Regions from separate parts of the Homo sapiens genome. Here region 2 is linked to region 1. The links are chromatin loops, found by intact Hi-C in ENCODE. Cell type or tissue: endothelial cell of umbilical vein. All regions are shown on one strand. Links, peaks and the distances in the headings refer to the core of each region. The heading gives the core; the rest is flanking DNA. Region 1 overlaps ABCG1 (ATP binding cassette subfamily G member 1). Region 2 has its middle 10 kb from the start of TFF3.

What was found. A loop is a pair of places that touch in the nucleus more often than their neighbours do. Peaks named below come from ENCODE experiments on the same cell type or tissue, not always from the same donor. Only the 100,000 strongest peaks of a DNase experiment are listed, where the experiment ranks them.
Region 2: a loop joins it to region 1, with 6 times the contacts of the local background. A loop is called at or near these places in 4 of 110 quality-filtered maps.

What each region holds. Positions count from the first base shown.
Region 1 is chr21:42,225,821-42,241,807 of GRCh38, reverse strand. It overlaps ABCG1 (ATP binding cassette subfamily G member 1), which reads right to left. Exons shown (of 15, transcript NM_016818.3): 2 at 15,894-15,987. Among named protein-coding and RNA genes, the nearest start is that of ABCG1, 15 kb to the right of the region's middle. RefSeq lists enhancers at 4,490-4,539, 13,143-13,392, 13,583-13,632 and silencers at 6,812-6,881, 6,892-7,091. In endothelial cell of umbilical vein, for the core only: no CTCF peak of the experiment used is centred there; DNase peaks (open chromatin) are centred at 11,947 and 13,527; H3K27ac peaks cover 721 bases.
Region 2 is chr21:42,299,732-42,310,953 of GRCh38, reverse strand. No RefSeq gene overlaps it. Among named protein-coding and RNA genes, the nearest start is that of TFF3, 10 kb to the left of the region's middle. RefSeq lists an enhancer at 3,798-4,297. In endothelial cell of umbilical vein, for the core only: no CTCF peak of the experiment used is centred there; no DNase peak of the experiment used is centred there.

The DNA of each region.
Region 1 (15,987 bases), core at 10,988-15,987:
TCTCTGATGCCCAGGCTGGTCTCGACCTCCTGCTCTCAAGCAATCCTCCCACCTCAGCCCCACAAGGTGCTGGAATTACAGGTGTGAGCTACTGCACCCAGCAGGGCATTTTTAATGCAAGAGAATCCCTTAGGAAACAGTATAAAATTATAAACACCTTAGGGATTTTGGGTTTTGTTTTTTTTTTGTTATTTTTTTTTTTTGAGACAGGGTCTCACTCTGTCACTCAGGCTGGAGTGCAGTGGTGCGATCTCAGCTCACTGCAACCTCTGCCTCTCGGGTTCAAGTGATTCTTGTGCCTCGGCCTCCTGAGTAGCTGGGACTACAGGCGTGTACCATCATGCCCAGCTAATTTTTGTATTTTTAGTAGAGATGGGGTTTCACCATGTTGGCCAGGCTAGTCTCAAACTCCTGACCTCAAGTAATTCACCCGCCTCAGCCTCCCAAAGTGCTGGGATTACTGCCCTGTGGATTTTTTAACTCCTCACAGAAACACACTCTGATGAATTTCCCCGTTTCTGTTTATGATGAGCTCACGGATGTTGTGGGGAGAAAAGCATCTCCACTGTGCACTTGGCTTTTACGATAAATGGATGCTGAAAGCTGGTGGCCCAGCCAGGGTCACCTCCGTCAGAATCCTGACAGGCAGTCACGTCTGAACGTGGCCAGTGCTCTCACTACGTGTCTGTGAAAGTCAGAAGGATAAGAGTCCCAGAGACCAACATGCTATTCACCAGGACTGTTGACTGTCAGCCCAGAGTGTCCATTCCAGATCCCAAGCCTCCTGGATTCCTTCAGAGGGTCTGCCCATGCCCTGAATTCCCTCCTAACTCCCCACCTGTGCCCTCGGTCCCCTGGGTGGTGCGGGAACGCACATCTGGTGGGTGTGAGCAAGCGTGGCCCGTGCTGGTCACGCTGTTTACTCTCCCTGAAGATGGACAGTAGGGCTTAATCTGGTCCAGGTCATGAGACCTGGCTGGCAGCCTCCACCATTAGACAACTCCCAAGCTCATCAGACTTTTCAATGATGCGGCTTCATTCTCATTAAAATTAACTTTCTGGCTGGGTGCGGTGGCTCACGCCTGTAATCCCAGCATTTTGGGAGGCCAAGGCGGGTGGATCACCTGAGGTCAGCAGTTCGAGACCGGCCTGGCCAACATGGCGAAACCCCATCTCTACTAAAAACACAAAAATTAGCCGGGTGTGATGGGCGCCTGTAATCCCAGCTACGTGGGAGGCTGAGGCAGAAGAATCACTTGAATCTGTGAGGCGGAGGTTGCAGTGAGCTGAGATTGCGCTACTGCACTCCAGACTGGGTGACAAAGCGAGACTCCATCTCAAAGAAAACACAAACCAAACAACTTTTTAAGCCATAAGTGTGAAGGCAGTAAACATTTTAATGTTTCAAGTTCACTGAAAAGGGCCATGGCCCTAGGCAGTCACTGGCTGTTTCATATGATCTCAAAGAGCAAACAGGAGGAGCCAGGGGTCAACTGGGCTAGGCTTGGTCCTGGGGTCCACCTGTTGGCAGCAGGAACTTGAACTCATCGCCCACCTGTCTCCAGGCCACAGTTTCCTCACTGATAACATGGAAGCAGTGCCTCGTGTGGCCGTTGGAGACCCAGCGTGGCAGGCACCGTGGTCTGGCATAACACTGTGTGACCTGCAGGCTACAGCCGCCCTCATCCTGCCACCTGCCCTCCTCTCCTGCCTGTCCCAAGATGAGCACACACAGCGTTCTCCAGTGCCCTGCAGAAGGCACCATGGGCTCCCACAACCACGGCCCAGGGGATGAAATGACACCATGCTCCCTTTCTGGGGCTCTAATTTGAGTGGTGAGATACTGGAAGCCTGGCAATCACCAGACACCCAAAAATGACCAAAGGGGAACCTTCCGGAGCTTAGGCCCCTTGCCCAGCTAGCTGATTCTGCAGAGGCCACGTGACAAAGGCTCATCACCCAAGTGATGTGAGCATCTACGACACAGAGCAGATGAGCAGTAGCCATCGTATTAGCCAGGGGCCAGGCCCCGGACGGTCTTCTGCCCCAACCGGAAGCTGGCTCTAGGAGCATGGGTCACCAAAGACACACAAAGGTAAGATGTAGCCCAGCCAGGGGACCAGTGTGGGGCTCTGGAAGCAGCTACCTGGGTCACCTCTTGGCTCTGCTACTTACAGCCCTGTGACCCCGGACCAGGCCCCTACACCTCCCCTTGCCCCTCCACTCTCAAAGGGCAGCAATGAGGCTCATGGGAGCACATAGGTGTGAGGCTCTGAGCACACTGCCCGGCGCCTAGGAAACACTAAATCAACAGTGGCCACCAACTATACCCTTGCTCTTTCCCTTTCATTTCTAAAGCCTAAGGTATCAAGCCACACTTCACATTTAGAATGAGAACTAAAAGGCTTTGATCCATCTTAGTGATTCTAAGCTATTATGATTTTATTACATCACATATAAGAAGGGTAGCCATGGTTTATTAAGTGCCACAAGCTGGTCACAGTGCTTCACAGGTATCAAGCTATTTGATCTAATAAGATGGATATTTTTATTATTAATATTTCCTTTTCACAGGAGGGGTAAGTCACCCAGTTGCCCTGCTAGTAGGCGGTGGAGCCAATTCTGAACCCAGACTCTCTTACTGTGGAGCCCACATTCCTGAGCTCTATCCTATACTGCCTCCTCCTTTACTGAGGGCATTTTGCTAACAAGTACTACACCTGGAATCATTTTTTTGAAAGAAATAGCGGGAGAAAGAAAATTTTAACTAAGCTCCACATATAGTTCAATTCATCTTAACCTCCTTGTTACATATTAATTTAGAATTACCACAAAGGAGAGTAAGTGCATTTTCTATAAAGCTACAACATTAATGGATTTACATTAAATATTTGCAAATCCAAGAACAATGTTCACGACCTGCCAATAGGTGTGAGACTGTGGCTCCCACCAACCCCAGAGCTGCTGCCACCTCTCCCTGCCACGAGCTGCCAACCAGAGCAGTGGGCACAACATCCTCAATTTTCAGTCATGACCATCTAGCCACAAGACTAAAACACGCAGGAGCTGATAACATCTCACATCCTCCTAAGATAACCTGCATCAACCTCGCCCGTGAGCCAAATTCTGAAGTGTAATGTTGCTTGCCAAGCTTTGTTTGAATGGTGGAAATTTCCATCCAGTAACTCACAAATGTAGATACTGAAATATAAATAGTTCAAAGATGCAAAGCTTGTCATCCAGCGATCTGAAAGTACTTGAGAGATCTCTCAGAAATAATAAGACTGTTACCTGTCTTGTACACGCAAGTACACAAGTCTCAAGATAGAGGGATTTAACGCGTCTGAAATTAGTCATAATATGAGCCATGAGGAAGAAACCAGAAGTCTCAGAAAAGGAACCATACAAAGATTCTCTTGGAGGACAACTCCAGGGAGCATGTAGCCTGTCTTGGGGGAAAGCACAGAGCTCAGAGTGTTGAGATTCGAAATCCCCATTTTGTGTAAGAGATGGCACTCTCTGTGATGCCCAAGCAAAGGCCCTCACTGCTTCCGGCCACAGCATCTTCCTCCCTCAAAAAGAATGGGTAGAAAACCTGACCGCAGGGTTGCTGTGAAGACAGAGTAAGTTACTGCTCACAGACTAATAAATACCAAGCTAATACTATTATTATTAGAAAGAGGAGTATTTGCCTTCATGAAACCAGGAACACGAAAATCAATTTTTAGCAAAATTTGACCTGTAACATTAAAATACCTTGAGCACTATTGTGTGCCAGCCCTGGCTGTAGTGATGACCTCTGCTATTCCTCACTCCAATCCTGAGTTTGGCACTTGGATCAGCCCTGTTCTGCAGATGCAAAAACTGAGGCCCAGGGTCACATGGTTAAGAAGAGGTGGAGCTGGCATTCAAGAGTAGGCTGCTTGACCCAGAATCCAGGCTCTTACCATTCCCCAGCCACCCCTCTGTCCATCCACGGTGCTGTGCGGCCAAAGAAACAGCCCTCAGAAACCACCTGCGTGAAGCTTAGTCAGAGGTGGCTCATGGGTTTGACACAGCAAGGGAAGATCAAAACAGCCCAGCATCTCAAGGCTCTTGGTTTTCCTCTCTACTTCTCCTCTCTACCAAGCTGTCTTTGAGGGTAAAAGTATAGGCTCTTCTACTGTGATTTAGCTTTTTGTGATTCCATTCATTCATTTGCATGCCAGCTCTGAGCCAGGCACTGGCTGGGCAGCTGAGACGCAGGGGTAATTTTGGAAGCTCAGAAGAGAAGCACAAAATCCCATGCTGAGTGCCATAATCCCATGATCGTAGGGGCAGAGGAGTACGAAGAGTAACCAAGAAAGACTCTCCTGGCCACAGGGTTAAGGGTGAATGAAGGAAGGCTTCCCCTAGCCTGGGGAGATGAGGTGGGTTCTTGGTAGAGAGAGTGGCCCAAAGAAAGCACAAATGCTAGAATGACTGGCAGTTCAGCCTGGCTAGCCCATGGGGAGTGGCTGCGGAGACGCAGGGCTGGGAGAGAAAAAGGGCTCCAAGAGAGCCCTGCTGGCCAGGCTAAGCTCTTTGAAATTCATATTCTAGAGACTTAGCCAACTCAGATATTGAGGTATAGTTCTCAAGAAGCACAGAACGCCCCTGGGAAGAGAGAAGGTGACAAAATGATGCTGCCCATTTTCCTCTCTAAACCAGATGAAATTCAGAGAAAGGCTGCTGGGTTTGGGCAGGGGCACATGGCACATTTATGACAACTGAAGGGGAGGAGGCCTAGAGGCACAAGGCTGGATGGCCTCCTGCTCACACCATTCAGGACACGGCCATTTTCTGGACAAACTCATTCGCAGGTCTTCAGAAACAGGAAACCTGCAGCTTCTGCTGTAATTCTTAACGTGAGTGCTGATAAATATGAAACTTAGTGAAAGGGCTCCTCCCTTTTTCACCAGACTTTTGTGTAGAGTACATTCTCATGTTAGTGACACTCATCCTTACTGTTTTTAGTAATGTAACACCATAGTTATCATAGATGTACCCTTCCTTCTTGTTGCAAAGGTTTTCATCCACCACCATCTCTGGTTTCCTGTGTGCCCCTGTTGGCTTAGTGGGTTTAGGCTTGGAAACTGTAATTTCTATATGGGCTTACAGAAATGCCAGCTCCACAGTCACAAAATCAAATAAGCAAGCAGGCAATGAAAACCCAAGAGTGCAAGGAAAAGCAAGCCCTTGGGTCTCTTTGCATTTGGTCAGGAGCCCAAAAGGTTGAGCAAAGCGTCTGAAAGACAATGTTTAACATTTCACAAAACACCTAAATTATGCCCAAAGGAACTAGTCCCGCCGGGTGTCTAGAGAAGGCCCTGGTCTCCAGAGACAGCAAAGCGTGGCACCTCCGACTCCACTGAGGTGGCCCCAGGCCTTGCGGATACTCAAACACAGTACAGCTGATGGAAATGATGTTTGTTATCACACTTTTGGGTTCACACACACAAAACTGTAATAGATGCCCTGGAAAACACTCCGTAAAGTTCAGCTGTCATCTGTCCTTGCCTCTAACCTGCCTAGGGTAGAAGTGACTCGGCAGGCAGCCGGGAAGCGTGACCTTGCCGCATGATCTCCGGATTCCAGCCGGCTTAGCGGAGCCAACGCTGCAGATTCCCAAGGGCAATTCCAAGGTTCCAAACCCCACCCTGGCCACTTTTCAGTGCTGACCCCAGAGAAGGCTCAGACATGCTTGGATCAACCCCAGGAGGCCCTGGCTCCCTTACAGCTTCACCCCACACTGTCAGCTAAAAACAAAACCAGCACGTTTTATAAGGAATCAAAAATCAACTGTCTCCTAGGAAAATTGTGCCACCTGAAGTAAAGACCTGTAAATCAAAAATAAAATTCAAAGGCCCCCTGAACCATGGGGATGGACTCCCTCCTTGGCCAGGGCACTCTAAAATTTCCCCTGAAAGACTGGTTCAGGCCATGACGGGAAGTGGCGGTCCGTCTGACATGCCTTATCGTAGCCTGTAACATTAACATCAACACAGACCTTAAGTCTGATACGAAGCATTTACAGTCTGTTCTCTCTCAAGCCTGCTGCCTGGAGGCCTCATCCGCATGATACAACCTAGGTCCCCACAGCCCCGTATCGTAACCCAGACATCCCTTTCTATCGATAATAACTTAACCAATTAGAAAAAAATTTAAATTTACCTATAACCTGGAAGTCCCCCTTTGGGCTGTCCCACCTTTCTAGACGGAACCAATGTACATCTTAAATATTGATCACTGTCTTACGTCTCCCTAAAAGTATGAAACCAAGCTGTTCCCGACCCCTTTGGGCACGTGTTCTCCTGGTCTCCTGAGGCTGTGTCACGGGCCATGGTCACTCAGGATAAATCTCTTTAAATGTTTTAGTTTGACTCTTTTCGTGGACACACCTCTCTGATTTAAACTGGAGTCTGGAAGATTCCCGCAGTCCCCCGACGCAGCTGAAGCCACAGGGGCGCAGACTCCACACACCCGCGGGCCGTTCCCCTGCGGACACCACACCAGCATTTGAGCGCCATTTCCATTCCCGGGGTCTCCCAGTCACCGCTCAAGCCTGAATGGAGCGCAGGCCGCCCCGGGTGGCAACACCTCCACCCTCAGGTCCACACTGGCGACCCTTCCTACTGCCAGCGCTCTCAGGCTTCCTGGACCGGTGTTCCTGGACCTGGGGAGGAGAACACCAGCACGCGCGGGGCGCCGGGATTTGCATGGCCCGGGTGATCCCCTATGCATAGGGCCGCCCCTGTCCCAGGGAGGCTGCGACCCCGCTCGGGGCTGCAGCTGCCTCCTCGCGCTTGGCAACAGCGCGGGGCGCCCGCAGCCAATCGCGCCGCTCCCCGCGCCGCCGCTCCGCCGCGGAGGTTACTAGCGAGCGTTGACCGGTAGTAACCCCGGCGCGGGCGGTGGCGGCGGATGGGCGGGCGCTGCACACGCGCGGCAGCGCGCACCCGCCCCGCCCGCACCTGCGCGCGCGAGGGGCTCCGGCAGCGCTGTTTTCTCCCGGGCGTTGAGCTCGGGCAAGAGCGCGAACGTCACCCTGCGTCCACAGGCCTGCAGAGTCAGCACCTGCACCAGCCAGAGAAAGGACGGGCTTTTTTACTCAGTATGGAGAGCCTGCGTTAGAGCTGACACTTAGTGGGCAGAGCCCGGCCTTCCGGGAGCCTGCACATCACCACGGGCCAGGATGAATCCCGCCCTGGGAGGGAACGTCTGGGTGGAGGCCAGGTGGCCTGATAACCCCAGGGCCAGGGTGGGCAGAGGTGTCCAGTGCAGCCCCCAGCCAGGTGCGGGGAGCTCCAGACAAAGGACAGAGGCCAAAGATGCCCCCATACCTGCATCCATGAAAGAATTCCCGGAACACGTGCCCCAGGAGGAGGAGAGGCCTTTTGTAGCTCCTCATTGTCAGCAGGGTTTGGGGTTTATGTCTTGGGTAAGGAAAACTCAACCCAGCTTATTTTATTATCTGGGTCTGAGCGATTGCAAAGAGATGAGTTCTCAGTGGCGCTTATAGAGGCAGGGAGTTGGGACTCCAGGTGTTAAGTCCAGTCCTGGACCTGCCCCCTACCTGCCAGCGGTCCTGGGCAGGCCCTCGTTCCCCCTCCACCCTCCTTCCCTTCTGGAGAAGATGCCCATACTGATGTGTGTCCCATGCTGCTCCCCAAAGGCTTAATGAGGCAAAGCGCCAAATAAAGCAAACACGATTTGCTCAGTAAACACCAGTTATTTTTAATTAAAACAACAACAACAAAAAAAAACACTTCTCCCAAAACAGTGGGAGGAGAGAAATAACAACTGAGAAATCCCATAAAAACTCCTGCCAAAAGGTTCACTTTCAAGACAGGCAGTTGAGATATCAGAGAGGGGGACTTTTTTGGTTGGAAGGCACCAAGTTGCCTTATAACAGTAAAAGAAACAGAAAGAACGTGACTCAGGTTCTGCCCTTCCAGCGGGTTCCACCCTTATCAGTTTACAGACAGCAAGAACCTTCCAGCAGGGGCGCCTGCCCACTGACCTGCACCCTGCGGATGCCGCAGTGATGCCCACCTCCCAAAGCAGGACTCTGACCTCATTTCCTGCAAGGGCCATGTGCTTCTTATTTCCTCCTCTCAAGGTAGCTCTGGATTGTAATGTATTTGGTTATTGTTCTGTACTTGGCTGGGCTTTTCCCCTTGATTTGTGAGCTTATTTCAAGACCAAGATTAACTTGGTCTACGGAGTTTCAAAAAACAGAACCTGGATCCACAAATGAACATTGCTCAAATACAGATTGCAGCTCAACAGACAGAAGCATTTTCTAAGAATGAGGGTTGTGCAAACATAGCCCGGCTGCCTGGGAGGTGTCAGTTCCTGGTTGCTGGAAGTGCTCAGACAGAAGCTGGCTGTCCCTTGTCAGAAATGGTGCAAGAAGGCTCCCTCCACGGGGCAGGAGGGCGGGCTACGGCAGCACGACTCCTTTTGGCTCCAAGATTTGGACTCTAAATATAGGTCTCAGCTGGATGTAATCACAGCCCTGAAGTCACCCTGGTGTGTCTTACTTTTGACACCAAATGCCATTTACCCCACAGAGCACGGAGGTGACAAACAGCACACAGCTGACAAAGTGGGAAGTGAAACTCTTGGCTGCAGGTCAGACTGGATCCCTGCAGGCCCACCCGCCACCACTCATGACTGAAAACCCATCTTTTTGCGTTTTTTCACAATGTGAGCAAAAACAGTCGGCACTGGGTACATTGTATTTGAGAGTAAGTTTCCTATGCAGGTGTTGGAACTTCATCAACTGAGTTTGATGAATGCACCTCCATGACAAATCCCTAGTTTTACGGTTTAGTCCTTCAGGATATATTTAATCTGACCCACATGGTTTTCTTTGTTCATAGCTAATCTGTTGATTCTAGAACTGAACTCAGAAAGAGCAGGTGTATGGTTACTAAACATTTTTCTTCCTGCCAATTTATAAACAAAAGAAACGGTGTCATGTTCAGCAAAATGTCACCTTTGGTGATTTCTTGGACTGGTGGATTAGGTTCTGGTTTATAGGGAGGGCCTCCATTTGAGAACGTGAACTTTTCAAGATACAAGCCTATTCAAGGCAGTAGAGGAAGGCAGGGGGGCACCCACCATGCAGGTGAAAACGATTGTGGTAAGAACATCCTCCAGCAGTTAAACAGTGACACCAACCCCCACGGAGCAGAGCACAGTCCTACAGAGTTGCACTGAAGGGGCCAGATGGTTCAAGAACAGGAGCACTCTCTGGGAAAATGACAAAGTATTAACATGTCCAAATAAAGAACCTGCCAATCTGAGGGTGGCAAAGAGAAAAGCAGACCCCAAGGCCAATGTTGGCAGAGCCATCTGAGCCTTGTCCAGGGAGGCTGCCACCGCTAACAACGCCACACTAAGGAGTCACACACCCAGATCCCAGGCCCAAGCTGGTGAGGGTTTGGTTTCCCTTGCAACGTGCTCACAGGGAGAAAATGTGCTGGCTGGAGGGGAGCATCTAGACCCCTTGGATATGAAGCCTGTCCAAGAAAGTAGCAAACCCCTTTGGTCTTGCACATGGCGGCTAAACATTCAACTCTCATGAATCTGCTGTGAGAGTTGGTCCATTCTCAAAATTTTTTCAAAGCCTCTTTGGGGCCCTGTAAGGCAGAGGGGTCAGAACTGTTCCAGAAGACCTCATCACCAAAGGAGTGCTACCCCTCAGGGCCTGAGTGGTAGCCCACCCACCTGGGGGCCACTGAGAACCTAGGAACTGGCCCCAGCGGGGAAGAGAAGGGTTCTCCAGTCCTCTGAATTCTCCAAGGCAGACTCTTTGTCAATGCCCCAGCCTCAAGCAAGCCATCCCTGCAAGTGGCCTGGGGCCACGACACTGCACCAGGGGTCAGCTGTCACCTCCATTAAAGGCAAAGGACTAAAAGAAATGTCCTGTGGGCCCACAAGAAAGCCCACTTTAGCACAACAGCCTCAAAGAAGCACAAAAGTAACTCACTTATGCTAGGGAACTATCCATCCCCCTTCAGCCTGAGCATCTGCCCCTCTCAAAACCCCTAGCCACAGGATCTCCACACTCTGCCTTTAACCGGGCTGCCTCCCCTCCCTGTTCTAGCAGGTTGGATCAAGTCACTAGCACTTGGTTGGAATCCAGTCTTCCCTTAATGGAATTCCTGAAAGGATTTATTCATGATGCCTTCCATGCACTTTAGCTGGCCTGTCATTACAGGCCTTGTGAAATGGCTATAGAAATTAAGAGAAAGCAACCCCGAATTTGAGAAAGGTGTCCAAATGCATTTTTATAGCGTAGAAGCAAACCAATACAGATAATCTGACTTGGCGCTGCCCGGAATATTTAACCCCTTCCTGGTTTTTGGCAAGGATGAGCCTGGAGGGTTGGGTTTCAAAGAAGGAGGCGACATTCCATTCCATCAGAGCGTCACCATGTGGAGGCCACGGCCTGACTGCAGATAGGAAAGAAAACGCTCTAAAGCCCCAGATATGACTACATTTGTTCTCAACCTGAACTTCGCCTCAAGGTAATCTTGGGAGGTAAATTTGATTTCTGAGAATCGCTTCACCTGTTGGAGAGAAAGCACGCCATGCACATCAGCCTCCCCTTCCTGGTGAGAAGAGGGAAGCTGGAGCCTCTCCAGAGGGACAGGAAATCCCTATAAATGGCCAATGGCCGCTGACATCCAAGCAGGCCAATTAAAAGGAAAATACATCAGTTTACAGCCAAGGCAACCCCACACCATTTCATAACACGGGGCTAGGCACAGCTGTGCCTTGGTGGTCCAGTCCTGTGCCCACGTCAGAGCTAAGCACTTGCTACGCTCCTTTTTGGCCTGAAATCCCACAGACCTGGTTCTGAGTTCCTTCCTCCCCACTCCTATGACCTTGGTCACGTCTCTGAGCCTCATGTCACAGGTTTCCACAGGAAGAATGTGCAGATCCTTCCTGAATCGGCCCCATGAGCCAAATGGATTGAAGAACGGCTATCATTCAGTCAACTACGCGTGGGAACCGCCGGGATCTCCTGGGGGATGGGCAGTGTACGAGTACCCAAGCATTCCATTTGTTCACTGTGGCCAATCACGCCCTAATAAAATGAGACCCTTGTGTGAATGGGCTCTGAAAGCAGCTTACGATAAAATCTGCTCATCCCCATCATCTTTACCTAAGAAGAATTTTATTCTGTGAACTTACTCTTAACCACATTCCTAAATGTTCTCAACATAGTGTCTACTCTGTAGGAAGAAAAGGCTGCTTTCAAAAGAGTCACACCTAAGGGTGAGGAGGAACAAATAAACCAGATCACTCTGATCTGTCCCCAGCGCAGTTTGTGTGACAGCACCAAAGCTGATATTGTTCCGAGCCATTTGTCCCATCAACACAAGCTACGTGAGTGAATTCCTTGAGGGAGAGTAATTACTGTATCTGAGGCCGGGGAAATTATCCTTGGGGTGTACTCCTCTCTCCTGAGAATAGTTCCTCTCACAATTATGTTTTCTGCTAGGAATCTATTATATGATCTAGTTTTCCCTCCAAAGACATCATTAGTCATATGGTGAAAATGTAACTACAATTGAAAATACAAGATGTTTTGTTAAAATGCCATATTCAACGCTTAGTAACTGTCAAGCTCAAAAGTTTTACAGAATCAGTGCCTGGCATCTCTTCTTAAAAATGCCGCTACTGTTTCCCGCATCGCCTTTCTTGTAAGGATTGTGAAGTTCTCCTTCTTTAAAATAATTACGTAGGACTTCATAAAGTTATTCTGGTCACAATGCTCAGCTTTGCTAGGGCGTTGTATGTTGCGTTTGTATCGCAGCACCATGTTTTGGGGGAAATCATGTGAGAAAAAGTCTTTCCTGGAAACAACCGGAGTGGTCCAGTGTCTTTGTAATGGGAAGGAACTTGGAGTCAGAATAGCTGGGTCCTAGCCCTGGCTCTGCCTTTGAGTGAATCAGCTCTGCGCCCGAGCTCCTGTTTCCTTTGCCCTACTGTGAACCATGGGACCAGGCACTTTCTTTCTTTCTTTCTTTTGTTTTTGTGTTTTTTTTTTGAGACAGAGTCTCACACTGTCACCTGGGCTGGAGTACAATGGTACGATCCCGACTCACTGCAACCTCTGCCTCCTGGATTCAAGCAATTCTCCTGCTTCAGCCTCCCGAGTAGCTGGGATTACAGGCACTCGCCACCACGCTTGGCTATTTTTTTTGTATTTCTACTAGAGACAGGGTTTCACTATGTTGGCCAGGCTGGTCTCGAACTCCTGACCTCGTGATCCACCTGCCTCAGCCTCCCAAAGTGCTGGGATTACAGGCGTGAGCCACTGTGCCCGGCCAGAACCAGGCACTTTCAAAACTGCTTCACTTCTTACCTTCGGAGACACCTCCCCAGCAATGCCAGGACATCCAGCCTCCGCGTGATCATTACAATTAGCTCAATGCATCAAACTGAATTTTTAAAAGTTGAAAACAATGGACTTGATACAGACAGCAAAATGAATATACTGAGAGCAGTCAGAGAAGTAGCCCCTGACCCAACGTCACACTTGGAGTCGCACAGAGATGATGCCAAATACAAACTCCGCCACTGTGAGAAGAGAGAAATGCAGAGTGAGGCTGGGCTCTGACTTCTCAGCCTAACCTAATCATGGCTGGGGACTGAGACCACCGCCAGCAATTGGAGGGACAAAAGCAGGAGCAGGAGGAACCCATGCATGGGAGGGGCAAAAGAGGCCGACTTGGTGGACCAGCAGGCGCAGAGGCGGACCAGGAGGGTGGCGACCCGTGTGGGTGAGGTCCAGTGGGATGCAGCTCCTCCTGCAGCCCCAACACAAGATCCGCATTTAATGCGCACTGTTATTGATTGTCCTGGCTTTTGGTTGGGGAAATATGGTACCCAAGTTTGGAGCCAACTGGACGCAGCACCCAAGAACAGGCTGGTGTTGGGACAACAGTGGGCACAGAGAGGGCTTCTGCAGCTAGCACCCTTTGGCAGGAAAAACTCTTCAGCAGTGGCAACTGAACCACCAACAGCAGGAAATCCTGTGGGCACCAGAGCCTCCAGGAAGAGCTCTGCTTCCCTGCTGGCTACATGGACCCTGGCACCCCATAAGGCCCTGTGCTAGACAAGGCATGGCCACTGTGTCGGAGTGCACAGAGCTAGAAATTGCTGTCCTCATCCCAGCCCTGCCCCTTTCAAGCCCAGGAGCATGGGCAAGTCCCTTAACCACCTTTGTCTCAGTTTCCTTTCTATTCTGTGTGCTGGAGTGATAAACCATCTAGACTCTGAATTGTAGGCACCAGGAACAAAGGAAAGGATGGGGCAGGCAGGGGAGGAGGAGCAGGGAGAGGGAAGACAGACGCAGGTGCTGCTGTGGCTGGGGAGGGCAGTGGGTAGGAAGCCAGACAGCAAAACTACCCTTGGCCCCTGCAGAAACCAGCAGCTGGAACACAGCAGACATATCCTGTCTGTCAACCCCTCTGGCTCCACCCATTTCTGAGTCATGGGCAGGTCCCTCGGCGGCCCATTGCAGGCTCTTCCCCTGCCTGAGCACACAAGGTTACTGTAGGGCAAGTCTCTATCTGGTGGCCACCCCGCCCGGGCTGCGCTCCTAAGAATGGACAGTTGGGGCTCCTCCCTCACTACAAGCCATTACCAGCTGGCTAACTGTGATGATTCATGTGATCAGTTTAAACACTTAGAGAATATAGGGGTGACAAGTCACATACTGGGTGATGTGGTTTGGCTCTGTGTCCCCACCCAAATCTCATCTTGAATTGTAATCCCCACGTGTCAAGGGAGGGACTGGGCGAGAGGTGTGATTGGATCCTGGGGGCGGTTCCCTCATGCTGTTCTCATGATAGTGAGGGAGTTCTCATGAGATCTAATGTTCTAAATGTGTGTGGGTTCTTTTATGCTCTCTCTCTCTCTCTCCCCTCACCCCATGCCACCATGTAAGACATGCCTTGCTTCCCCTTCACCTTCTGCCATGATTGTAAGTTTCCTGAGCCCTCCCCAACCATGCCAAACTGTGAGCCAATTAAACCTCTTTCCTTTAAAAATGACCCAGTCTCAGGTAGTTCTTTATAGCAGTGTGAAAATGGACAAACACACTGGGTAGGGGAGCGATACTCACTGCTTGCAAACACTGGCTACACCTGTGTGCCAGGCTTATGCCAAGACATTTCAAACCCAGATGCCACCAGGTTTCAGATGTCTTCATTTCTGCATTACAACCCATCTTCATTTTACAAGACACCTTTCCCAGCATTTTCTACTGTCATGACAACATTTCCAAGGCCACACATAACAGACGGACAGGAATCGCTCTATGTTGCTCACTGCTTTGCCATAATTTGTCTATATAGACAAACGACGCCAAAACATGACGCGGTGTCCTGGTTTCTTGATACATTTTTCTATAAAATATTTCTTTAAGTTGAGAAGGAGAATTCTAGAACCCTATGTTGAAATTTCAACATGATCAAAGGAGTGGGCCCACATCTGAGCCTGCCACAGAGCTGCTTTCTTAACAGAACAGGCTGGTATGCTCTGAAAATGCAAGTATCACATCACAGTGCTATACTGTTGTCTGTTGAGAAGGTACTGAATCTGTTTCTGCTTGTGCAAACACAGACATACAGTTACCCAGCCACCAACTGGGCTTGCAGATCCCAGGGACCAGTCTTTCAAAGCTCTAAAATTGTGATTACAATGAAGATGGGACTGCCCATGCTAAGGGTCTCAAAGACTTAGCTTCAAGAGGGTAGAAAAACAAAAAGAAGATAATAGGGAAAAGAAGAAAGACAACTGAAAATTTAAAACGTGAGTCTTGATTGGTCTTCTTCAAAATGAAAGAAGGGCTGAATCCAGTTTTAAGTTCAAAGTCCTAAAATATTAGCATATTCCAGGGGTACCTGAGTCATTTGTATTGTTCCAAAGTCCTCCCAGATTTTCAAATTGCTTTCCATGATTCAGTAGAAACTAGGGACCATGGTTTCTTGATGAAGTCTGACACGTCCTCTGCCTATCAGCTCCCCCAACCCACCTGTCTGATCCACTTAGGAGCAGACAATGAGTGCTTGGAGCATAAGGAGATGAAGGATAAATTCCACAGAAGAAACAGATCAGGCTTGAAAAAAACACACCAACCCAGGGCGGCATTAACTCCACAAACTGTGAAACTCTAGAGCTAGGGAAGGTTGCTGAGAAAACTCAAACTACCACTCATCAATTTCCTGTAACATGCAACAAGCTAGTGGCAAACTCCTGCACTGTGTGGCGTTCCAGACACCTCCTGAGCTCTATCCTCTCTGTTTTTTCTATTTTTATGTATCAGCTCTTTTCAACAGTTTAGTTTTCTTTCTAGCCTACCACAACCACCCACAAAAGAATCCTTTCAAGATGGGTCTCTGGAGAGGTCAGTCTAGGTCACTGGCCACTTTTTAACACTTCACGCTTGGGAGGGGGGCACCTGTCCCCCATTTTGCTCTGGGCGGTTGAAAAACAGTTCCATCTTGAAAGATGGACATGAACAGCATCCACAAAAGAGGACTCTCTCAGCACATGCCAGAAACAGGCACACTTTGACACCCGTCAATCTTTGTGAAATTCTCCATAATGACATCGCAGAATTTCAGAGCAACCATGAACTTTGAGATCACCAAATCCAACCTGTTCATTTTATAGGAGAGGAAAATTCAGGCAGAAAGCAATAGAATAAATTGACCACAGCAGTGACGGCGTTGGGAAGAGAAGCTCAGCCTCTCAACCTCCAGACCCCGATTTTGCCCAAACAACCTGTTGCCTCCTTCAGAGGCTCCTCCCAGCTTGATACACAAAGCAGCCGCCCTCCCTACCTTTCTTCCTCCACCAGGGTCCTTCAGGAACCGAATAGGAAAGGTCCCTGAATTCAATGTTCACAGCTGCCCTCCGAGGCAAGGAGGAGAAGCG
Region 2 (11,222 bases), core at 6,077-11,076, 74 kb before region 1:
GGGAGGGAAACTTCCAGGGCTATCCCGGGCCTCAGAGCACACGCCAAGTGTGGCCTCCCTGCTCTGGAGCTCTGCTACTGAGAGCTGCTCTGGCCGGGACATCCTCCGAGGCGGGGCTCTGCATCCCTCTCCCTCACAGACCATGCCCAGCCTTTGAGGGCTGGAGGGATGGAAAGGTTGGCCCCAGGCCCTGGCCTCAGCCTCAGGCCACCCTGCCACCAGCTGGATGACCAGCTCCGTTTTCCTCCTACCCCACCTGGTGCCCTGTACCCCGGGACAGGGCTCTGCTGCCTCCTTGCCTCATTCATGGGCACCGCCCACCTACATTTCCAAAGAATTTCTTGACTTGCCCCACCCCGCCGTTCCTGGCATTGCCTTCTGCAGTCACTGCAGACACCTCCTGCACTGTGGTCCCCCCGGCCCAGACTTCCCACTGTGCCCTGAGAGGGAGGGCTCCCCCAGAACTTGAGCCAGGTGGGACTCCTCCTTCACCCACCACAGAGCTGCTCCCTGTCTCCAGCCTGAGCCTGTGCCTTCCTCAGACAGGACAATGCTTCGTGCACATTCTAGAAGCTTCACCATTGACTCCTGCTGCCCGTGTGGGCTGGATCGAGGTTGCTTCCATCAAATGAAATAGCATCAGATGGAGAGATCTGCTGGCAACAACCGGCAGGACAGAGACTCCCCATAATCCAGCTGTGCAGGGCAGACCCCAGTGAGGAAAGGAAAGGGGCTGAGGAGGGCTGGGGTCCTGGAATGAGCTGGACTGGACCCCCGTCTTTCTCTGTCTCCCGTGTCCTGCCTCCGACCGTCTCTGCCTCTCCCTCGCTTCGACTTCGGTTGCTATGGGGACCTTGGAAGCTCCCTGCCTTCCTCGCGAGCCCCAGGCATGGTCGGGGGGCTCTCAGAACCCCGGGTAGGGTTTATGCTATGAGAAAGAGCGCAACGCCCCTGACAGCACCCACCTGGGGGCTGTGACATTCTCATAAGAGATCACAGACACCAATGGGGGAGCAGGACCCAAAAGCAGCCCACCCACCCCCCAGCCCGACGGCAGAACGGAAACCTGGTCCAAACCACAAAGCGACCGAACAGCGCCCTCTACTGACTGCTGGAGTCACTGCGGCTCGCCACCAATCACAGCTGTGCCCTGCCCCTTCTAGATACAAATTAAGATACGCAGCCCCAGAATGACCCTGGGCTTCCTGTTGGTGAGGAGGATCTGGGACCCAGGACACATGATCTAAGCCGAGGGTTCCCAGTGGAGGCTGCTGCCACGGGGATGTTCGGGAATCTGTGGGCACGTTTATGAATCGTATGAAAGGGGGCATTGAGTGGACACAGGCCAGACATGGCAGGACCCTGTGGTGTCCCCAGGTGTCCTGAACAGACCACTGCCTCCACCCGATAGACGTCCTGGCGTCCTGTTGGACACACATGGTGGCTGCAAACCTATTCACGGCGATCGAAACCCAGAGACTACTTCTGTGTTACATTTTAACACAGTTGTTTTGGTTGTTGTTTGTTGTTTCAAATGGCTTGAACATACCTGAATTCTCCAGGAGGGTATGTCATGTAAATCAAGAAGACACTGCATTTGTTTGGTTTGCAGCGTTAGCTGAGTCGTTCATTTCAAGCATGTCAGTGCCAGGGCTGCCTGTGTTCCTCGGGTGGCCCATCCAGGGGGATTCAAGCCCCGGACTCCTTCATCCCGTCCTCTGGTGTGGACATGGGGAGCATGGTGCACTGAATAGGAATGTACTGAACATTACTCTCCTTTTATTTCTTATATTTTCATAAGGCCTCGTGCATATTTAATTTCCAGCACTGGGCATCAGTTGACAACAGCTGTCCAGAGCCCAGGTGGCCTCAACGCCACCTGCTGGGCCTTCCCACCTCCTGGTCTGGGCACATCTGAAACCGACATCCATCAGCGGCTCACGGCGAATTCAAATAATGAATTGTGACCCATAGGACCCAGGAACCATTTTTATGTCAAATACCTTCATCACTAACTTGGAAATGGTCCGTGTTTCCAGAGCCTTCCAGAATGAACACTTTGATTGCCAGAAGAAGCCAGAACATGGCTGGGCTCCCTCGCTGCTGGCGTGTGCTGCTGTTGGAAAGGGGAGAGAAACGCTAGGCTTCTCCCCACGCTGCAGCCGTTACACCCCATGATGGTTTTCCGTGCCATGCCCATGCCTTCCCCCTCCTCTTGAGTTGGTGGTGAAGGGTGCGGCTGTGGCACTTCTCATTTTCCACAGTTCCTCTGGAGTCTGCTAGAAAGCTCTACATTGTTCCATAATACATTGGATATTCACTTGTATTCATCACTGTATTCCAAGGATTCATAATTTCCAATGGCGAGAATTTTGGCTTCAAGCTGAGACACCCATGTGGGCTTCCATAAGTAGCAGACGTACTGGGGAGTTCTTGCCTCCGAAATGAGTGGGGGAAGGACTGGGGAGGAAGAGCCTCCCGCAGGCTGATGGGGAGTCCCCAAAGCAGAGTGCCCCTCGAGGGACCCTGTGTCTGGTGGGAATGCCCTGGTTGGGAGCAGCCTCAGGGAAGTGGGCCTGGCGTGGATGTCATGCTGGATGCGGGGCTGTCGGTGACCTGGGTCCCTGCAGCAGGTCGTCTCTGAGGGACAGCTGAGTGGTAGGTGCATCTCCAGTGGCCAAGAAGCCTCCCTGCTCACTAGGTTTTTGCTCTGAGGCCCTGCAGGGCCCTGGGCTGTGACACAGCTGTGGAGGCTGGAAATTCTCCCCTCAGTCCTCCTTCTTGGGGGCTCGAGAGGCACTGTCATGTATTGGAAAGAGTTAGAGAGCCCTGGGGCTTCAAAGTTCCTATCAGCAAAATGGGACAATTATAATGGCTGTATCAGAGGGTTGCCGACAGCTGCAGAAGCAAGGTGCAGGCTGAGAAAGCTCATTCCCCTGTGAGGTCAGAGCCGCATCCCCTTGGTCGGCCATAGTTTTCTACTGCATTTAGAGTTCATGCTCCCTTTCTTCCTTAGGTTTTATTTTGTTTTCAAAACTGAAGTGTGTTTTATGCTAAGTGAAAGAAGCCGATCACAAAAAGCCATGTGTTGTGTGATTCCATTTATATGAAATGTGCAGAATAGGGAAACCCACAGAGACAGACAGTGTTTCAGTGGTTGCTGGGTAGGGGGAGGGATGGGGAGTGGCTGTTCATGGGGAAGGGGTTTCCTTTTGGGGTGATGGAAATGTTCTGGAGTGGCATATGATACTGGCTGCACAATTCTGTGCAATATTAGATACTAAAAACCACCAAATCGTACACTTTACTAAAACAATACTAAAACCCCCTGAGACGAACACTTTAAAAAAGTGAATTCTATGGCATGGGAATAATATCTTCATTAAGCACACATCTGTACATGTGCTGATACCTCTGTTGATTTGCCCATTTAGACAAAGCCTTTTTGCCCTGAGAACTGAGAGTTTATTTCCAAGGGCATACCGAGCACCAAGGTGTGGCTGGCACATCTGATCTTCAATGCCATGGGTCCTGCCAGGTGGCTGCCAGACGGCCTTGTTCCCTTCCAGGTGGCTCCCAGGCTCAAGGGTTCTCTCTGCCATTCCAAGACCACACTCAGGCACAGGAATCATTTGCTGCTTCTCGCTGTGCAGCTGTCTTTGTCCCTGTTGGCCTGAACACTGCAGCCTTTCCCTCTTGGGTTTTGTGGGGTGCAACCGACTCCCTCTGCTCCCCCATCCCACTGACCTGTCTCCCTGGCCTCTGTCCTCCACAGGGGCAGGCGGGCAGGCCTCCTGGAGGAAGCATCCAACACCACATCCATTCATTCACTGCTCTGAGCCTCCCATCCTAGGCCCAGCCCTCACCAACCAGAGGAATTGTCTCAGTCCTGCAGTGTGGCGAGATCCCATTTCCCTCTGACACCTGCTCTCAACATGGCAACCTGGCTATTTACAGATGGGGACATTAGGAAAAATGAGGTCCCAGAGCTCCCAGCGTCACAGAGATTATAGGTTGCCCAGCTGTGGTCCCTGCTGTGACCACCCGGCCCCCTGGTTGTGGCTTCGTTAGTATCTGCAGAGCAGAGCAGCAGGAAGCACAGACCAACAGCTGCTTGCACCGGGGAAAGGGCAGAGAAGGGAAATAAAACAGCGGGGCGGGCCTGAGGGGATCTGTTGGTTCTTCAGGAAGAGTGCCCTGCCACAGGTTTACCTGCGTCTGGCTTCACCATCTCTCTGTAGAACGAGGTTGTTAACAAGTGGTACCTACTGCGATGCCAGCCACAGTGGTGGTGTGGGGAAGATCAGCCCCCTCGTGCAGGGGTGCAGCCAATTTGGCTGGCAACAGCACTGTGGACTCCTTGCCCAAGAGGCTGCAGCCTTGGGAGGGTTCATGGCACCCCACGCACCTTACGTCCCCAAGAGTCACCTCTTTTGGGTATAACCTGGAGGCCCCAGGGCTGGAGGCAGAATGTCCGTGCTGAGTGGGACGACCTGGGCACCGTGAGAGTGGGGGGTGCTCCGTGGGATTGCAGGCCCCACCGTTTTTACATTTTGGATATCCTTCTGCTTGGGGTTCCAGAAAGGCTTCTACAGCTTGAATGGTGGGTTGTAAGGATATAAGTAGAAGGATGTTTTCCAAATTTTCAGATTTATGAAGGCATGGCCTTTTGCAGAAACAATCTCAGGGTCCGTTGGAGGACTGTGGCTGCATGGACTCTGGAGCGCTCTGATAAAGATGTGCCAGACGCTGCGTGGATTCTGGAGCGCTCCCGGTGTGGGGTACTGCTCGCTGCATGGATTCTAGAACGCTATGACGAGGAGATGCCACGTGCTGCGTGGATTCTGGAGCACTCCGGGTGTGGGGTGCTGCTGGCTTCATGGATTCTGGAGCGCTCCGGGTGTGGGGTGCTGCTCGCTGCACGGGTTCTAGAGCGCTCCGATTAAGGGGTGCTGCGCACTTCATGGATTCTGGAGCACTCTGACGAGGGGGTGCCGCGTGCTTCATGGATTCTGGAGCGCTCTGGATGTGGGGTGCTGCGCTCTGCATGGATTCTGGAGTGCTCCGAAGACGGGGTGCCGCGCGGCTGCATGGATGCTGGAGTGCTGCGACAAGGGGATGCCGCGCGGCCGATAAGCAGGAGTGGGGAACAGTGCGCGTCTGGTCTGTGGCGCCTGCAGCGATTCCGAGCCAGGGAAAGAGAGCTGCATGGAGTGTGGGCGGTGCCCAGCCTTTTCCCAGCAGTGGAGGGGATGGGTCATCAAATTGCTATTGGGCGCGGTGGCTCACGCCTGTAATCCCTGCACTTTGAGAGGCTGAGGTGGGCGGATCAAGAGGTCAGGAGTTCGAGACCAGCCTGGCCAATATAATGAAACCCTGTCTCTACTAAAAATACAAAAGTTAGCTGAGAATGGTGGCACGCGCCTGTAGTCCCAGCTACTCAGGCAGCTGAGGCAGAAGAATCTCTTGAACCCGGGAGGCGGAGGTTGTGGTGAGCCGAGATAACGTCATTGCACTCCAGCCTGGGCAACAGAGCGAGACCCCGTCTCAAAAACAAACAAAACAAAACAAAACAAAACAAAACAAAAACTGTTATCTGGTTGTCAACTCGAGTGACCTCATGGGGTGGGTGGGGGCGAGGTTATTGTGCTTGGCGGATGGTTTGGGGCATGGGATGGCATCTAGGGATGGAGAAACCAGGGCAGGAAGGAGGGGAGTGTGGGGGAGCGTGAGTACAGAGGCAGCTGTTGTCTTCAGTGGATCACCGTGCAAGTGGGAGGGCCGAGTCTGCATGCCAGGTCACCAGGCAGCGGCTTTTTGCACTGTCTCGTTCCTACCCACACATGCACACCTTCCTCCTCGCCTACAAGTAGGGCCCAGTAGGGCCATGTCCCAGGTGATGATCCCAGATGACATCTGGACCCAGGCCCCAGTGCTGACTCACAAGGGGTCTTGACAGCACAAGGACCTCCAGGCCGATCCCTGGAGATGTTGGCACATCATCTCACCCCTCAGCCAAGTGTCTGGGAGGAGAAGTTTCCACTGGTCATGAGGGTCAGACCTGCCACACCACTTCCTGCACAACGTGGATTCTCCTCCTGTGTGGTCTCAAATCCTAAATGCCTCTCCCGGAGGAAGGGAGAGCCATGGAGTGGCCAGGAGCCCTGCCTGGATGGCCAGGGTCTCACTTCTGCGTGCACCACCGACCAGCTCTGTGGCTTTGGCAAGTTGTGTAATATCCCTGAGCCTCGGTGTTTTTAACCTGAAAAATGGGGCCAGTTGCGGCTCTCCAGCTCTGATGACGACGGTTTGATGAGATTGCGCATGGAAAGGTAGGGTACTGTGCCACCACATGGTGCTCCATGGAGTCTGGAGCTACAGGCTTCCTTACCATCACTCTTATTTGTCTTCCTCACTGGAATCCATCCTGACACTGAAGAGAGAAGTGCTCCATTGAGAGCAAGGGCAGGTAGGGAGAAAATACGAGATGCTCTACCAGACGCGACTCCCCCAGCAGGTCTGAGAGCTGGGGCTGTTGAAAGCAAAAGGAAAGAGAAGCAGAAATCTGAAAATAATGATGCTTTATTTGATTGACATCACATCATCATAAATGGCATCTAATTTCAGAAAACAAAGTTCAAGTCCGCAAAAAATGCATGTACAAATCTAAGGAGATAGGTCTACAGAAATAGACACGTGGCTCTGTGGTCCGTAAGGTGCAGTCAGGAACCTCACATCCTAGGGTCTGTCTGGGTTCAATGTTCCAGTGGCGTGAGACAACCAAGGAAACAGACACCCCAAAGAGCCGATGTTATTTTTGAATATATATATATGTATATACATGTACATATGTAAATATGTTGCCTTCATCTGTAACAGTGCAAACCTCTCACAGCGTGCAAAGCAACAGTGTTTCCTACAGTCAAGTAACTAAATCAGTGAAAAGTTATCCACACAGCATTATAAAAACATTATATAATTACATAGCAGATATATATGCACGCCTTTGCACGCTGATTAGAGTTACTTGCATTGACTTTTGCTTTAGAAGAAATAAAAAAGGAAAATCTTTAAATAGTTCTTCATCAAATAAAAGGTAACAATTTGTAACAGATTCAACTATGAACAGGTATTGCATCAATATGTCTACAATAGAAAAACATAAATATATAAAAACAAAGGCAAAGGGGTCAGCTACACATATTAACTTACCAAACATACATGTTCTATTGAAAAACTGATCCCCATTCACACCCTCCAGGTGGGAGGATAAGACTATAAAAATGGGAAGCCAGCGTGTGGGTGTGGTGTTCTATTTTATTAGCAATTTGGATGATAGGATGTTTTGCTACTGTTTTCAGTTGGCCAATGACATAATAGTGAGATACTGATTATTAAGCTTGGGAAGCTGGTAGGTCATGGAAAAGAGACCCCAAGATGCATAATGACAGACATGTAAAAATGCAAACGTGTAAAAATGAAATCACTGCCGTGGTTACTACTATATTTTCAGACAAACCAAATTGTGGTACCATTCAGATTAGACGGCGTTCAGGGATCTCCAGGAGTCCACGGATATGGGGTTGTCAACCCTAAACCCACGTACTTCATAATTTCCTAACCTTCCCCTTCAAGGCCAGATGCATTTCAACCTGCCAGAAGGGGCACATTAGGGCCCCCTAAGAGGCACGATTGTTTGAGTAACTTCCCCAGAAACGGACATGTCTGCTGCTGCCTCAGCTGCAGCACTCTCATTGGGCAAGCTGTTTTCTAGAGGCTCATAGGCAGGTGCGGTGAGCAGTGAAGAGTCAAATTAATTCTGAGCGCCGGCACTCAGAGCTTCAGAAGCCTCCTTAAAGGGAGATTTGTCTGGGGGACTAGAGGACTGGCCCCCACACAGGTCACCAGGGAGGGTCCTGCCTCACTGCTCGGGGGCTCACCAGCCAGGCCTCAGCATCTCTGCCCCACTCACCGGCCCTCATGGTAATGGACCACATGGGTCAGAGGTGACAGCAGGTGGCTTACACATTTCCAGAGATCTGATCTCGTAACCTCAGGGACCATAAAATAAAAAACATTTCTTACTGTGTGCAGTATCAGGGCCACGTTTAAAGTCATGTGCAAAGTTTAGGCCAAAGGCACTCAAAGTGATCAGCCAGATTCTCTCGTATGTTTGTTCAGTGCAGACACACAGACGATGGTGGCGCGCTATTGAGAGAAAACAGCTGAAAGTAAAGTAATAATTTTGAGTTTTGCTACTTTTTGGTTATGTGGCTTGAGCTCATGCCTTTCCCAAGATCTCGGGGGCTAGAAGACTGTCCCCAGAACCATGAACCCCAGTGAAACAAATACATATATGCCCGTGGCTGTGTCCTCAACCTGGACCTGAAAGGCAAGTGGCCATGGGGGTGGCTTTCTGGAAAAGGGGAGGGGCTTGGGCAAGCTTAGCCCACAGCTGCAGAGAAAACCCTCAGGGCGGGCTCTGCCAGCGGGTCCAGCACGCCCTCAAAATGCAGCGCCCTCGTCCAGCCGGCAGCCCCTGCCTGTGTTTGCGAAGAATCAAGGTGCTTTTGTGCTTCTGTTCCTTTCTCTTCAGCTTTACAACGGCCATTCTACATGGAAAAGCCCCCAAACGGTGCCTCTATAAACAGTAAACCCTTGCCAGGCTGGAATGTGGTAGCCAGTGGCATGGACCGTTTTCTCCTTTTGATGCCAGGAGAGTATTTCTGAGAACAGGGAAGCCTCAGGGTCCTAACCCCAGCCTCTGCTCACATGTGTGTCATTCACATAAACCCCAGGCAAAGCAGGGTTCCTGGGTGGGCCTCAGGCACACTGGGGCAGGCCACACGTGTCTGTGTGAGGGGTGATTCCAGGTTGGCCTGTTCAGAGATAACATAAAAAAACTAGGCTAAGGCTAAACCCTTCTGTTTCCTCAAATATGGAAAAAAGAAACGGGCAGGATGTAGGATAGCTATTAGGAACTTTAGGTCAGCATAGCAGAAGGATGTGCGTGTGTGCCTGTCCCCACATTTCCTTCCTGCCCAGGACACGTGGATTTTAAGGACAGCCTGAATTGAGCTTGTAAGTGAAAATTAGACTGTGCCATGGGGGTGCAGGGTCTCTTATTTCTTCCCTGCTTCTGGTCCCAGGGAGGTTCCCCAAAAAGGTCAGCCCCACAAGTGGACATCAGAAGCCCCTGTCTTTGCAGGGGGCAATTATCTTGGAGGAACCTCCCTGACGGGACAGCCCAAGTACAGTGGCTTGGAAAGGACCGTGACTTTAACATTACTGGGACCCAGGGCGGCCGGGCCGTCCAGAAAGGCTGGGGTTACCGAGGGGGGAAGAAAACTGTGCATCGCGAGCTTGTGTGCACGCCTGGGGCAGCCTTCGATTGTGCCTGCCCGCCATAGGAGGAGTGCAGGGGCCACTGCGGGCCGATTCTGTGACCTCACCCAGCCCGGCTCTCTGCTCTGTGTCCCAGAGGTGGGAGGGAAGCTGGATTTGAAAGCCCAGTTCTAAGCCACTGGTGTCCCGGAAAGTCTTCACTCTGAGGGTCACTGCCTGGCCGGAGCTCGGGGAACCATGGGCTAATGCAGCACATAACACTGAGCAACTGCTAGGCCCTGCTCACCTCAACTTTGGGACCAAAACCTCTAGAGGGGCTGCCTTCCCCACTAGCAGCTGCCTCTACAGAGCTCAGCCTGGGAGATGGGTTTCCAGCAAAGCAGAGTAAGGAAGAAGCGACGTCGCCCTGCCAGAGCTACCGCCCCAGAGCCCCGGTTGAGGGAGCCCCTGCAAGGGTGGAGAGGACCAAAGGGAAGGTGTGGCCCAGTGCCCTCCTGCTAGCCCTGCCTCGAGCCTCCTCCAGGCACATTTCGAGGTCATGGCCAACATCACGAGGCAGGAGGACATGGGTGAGGATTCTGGGAGAACAGAAAACACAAAACTTTAAGACAATTCAACATAATACATGAACATCATCGAGAAAGGGCTCATCTACAGCCACGTCTTGGACCAGAACATGAGCGACAAATCAGTGCTCTTCCCAGAGGGACAACAAACGCATTCTAGACACAGCCTAAGAATCCATCGACTTAGGAGAATGCAAAGCCAATCACTTGAAGCATCTGACGCTGAACACAGGTAAAAAGTTTTATATAAAATATTTTATTAGAGTCTTTATTCTTTATAAGTATCTAACTTTATATTTATACGCTCTGCGCCTCCCCCGCCTGGCCAGTTGGGTTGTTTTGTCTAACGTTCATTGCGTTCTAATTCGGCTGGCATTTGACTAAGGCCTTAATGGGTTTTGACTATACTCTTCCCATCTGCACCACAGACCTGGAATGAGAGAGGTTTTTCTTTTCTTCTTGCAGTAAAGGCTGATTGAGGATTCAGAAGCTGGTATTCTATGGAGATGAGGGAAATATCATAGAATAATACTATCAAACACACGCCTGGAGCCAAGTCTGCACACCTGCATGTATGTGTGTGCATGTATGTGTGTCCATGTGCATGTGTGTGCATGTATGTGTGTGTATGTGTGTGTATGTGTGTGTCCATGTGAGTGTGTGTGCATGTGTGTGTGTGCGTGTGCTTGCATGCATGTGTGTGCATGTGTGCACATGTGCTTGTGTGTAGGTAGACACATATACACCATACACGCACACACACACACCAGCCCCTGTAGAGCCTGAGCTAGTCCACAGGACTGTTGCAATAGGAGGAGCAGGCAAGGGCAGAGGACAGCCCCTCTCCACGGAGAGGTACCTGTCACGAGTACTCTGATGCAAGGCCACTGAAGGGCGTTAGGCTTGGGTTGCCCTCTCATCTCAGCCACCTGTTTGGTAACAGAAGGAATCACTGAACGAACAGCCACTAAGCTAGTATTGCACTTTATGCCTTACAAAGCATCTCAGATACATTCATACGCCATGAACAGGAGGCAGTAAACAAAACAGGGACTTCAGCGTCCAACTGGGCTGGAATCCCAACTCCGCTCCTTCCTCGTTCTGGGGCCCTGGGGACGTCACGGAGCCTCTCCCTGCCTCCGCGTTCCACGTCTGCACCATGAGCACGGCTAAGCCAAGTGGCCACGCGGTTCCCTCCCACCACACTGGAGGGCAAGCCCACGTTGGAGTCCCCTCCCCCTCACCCCCAGGGCCTGGGACAGCACCAGGCGAGAGGGGTGGGTCAGTAAGGGTTTGAGGAGTGGGCAGGGG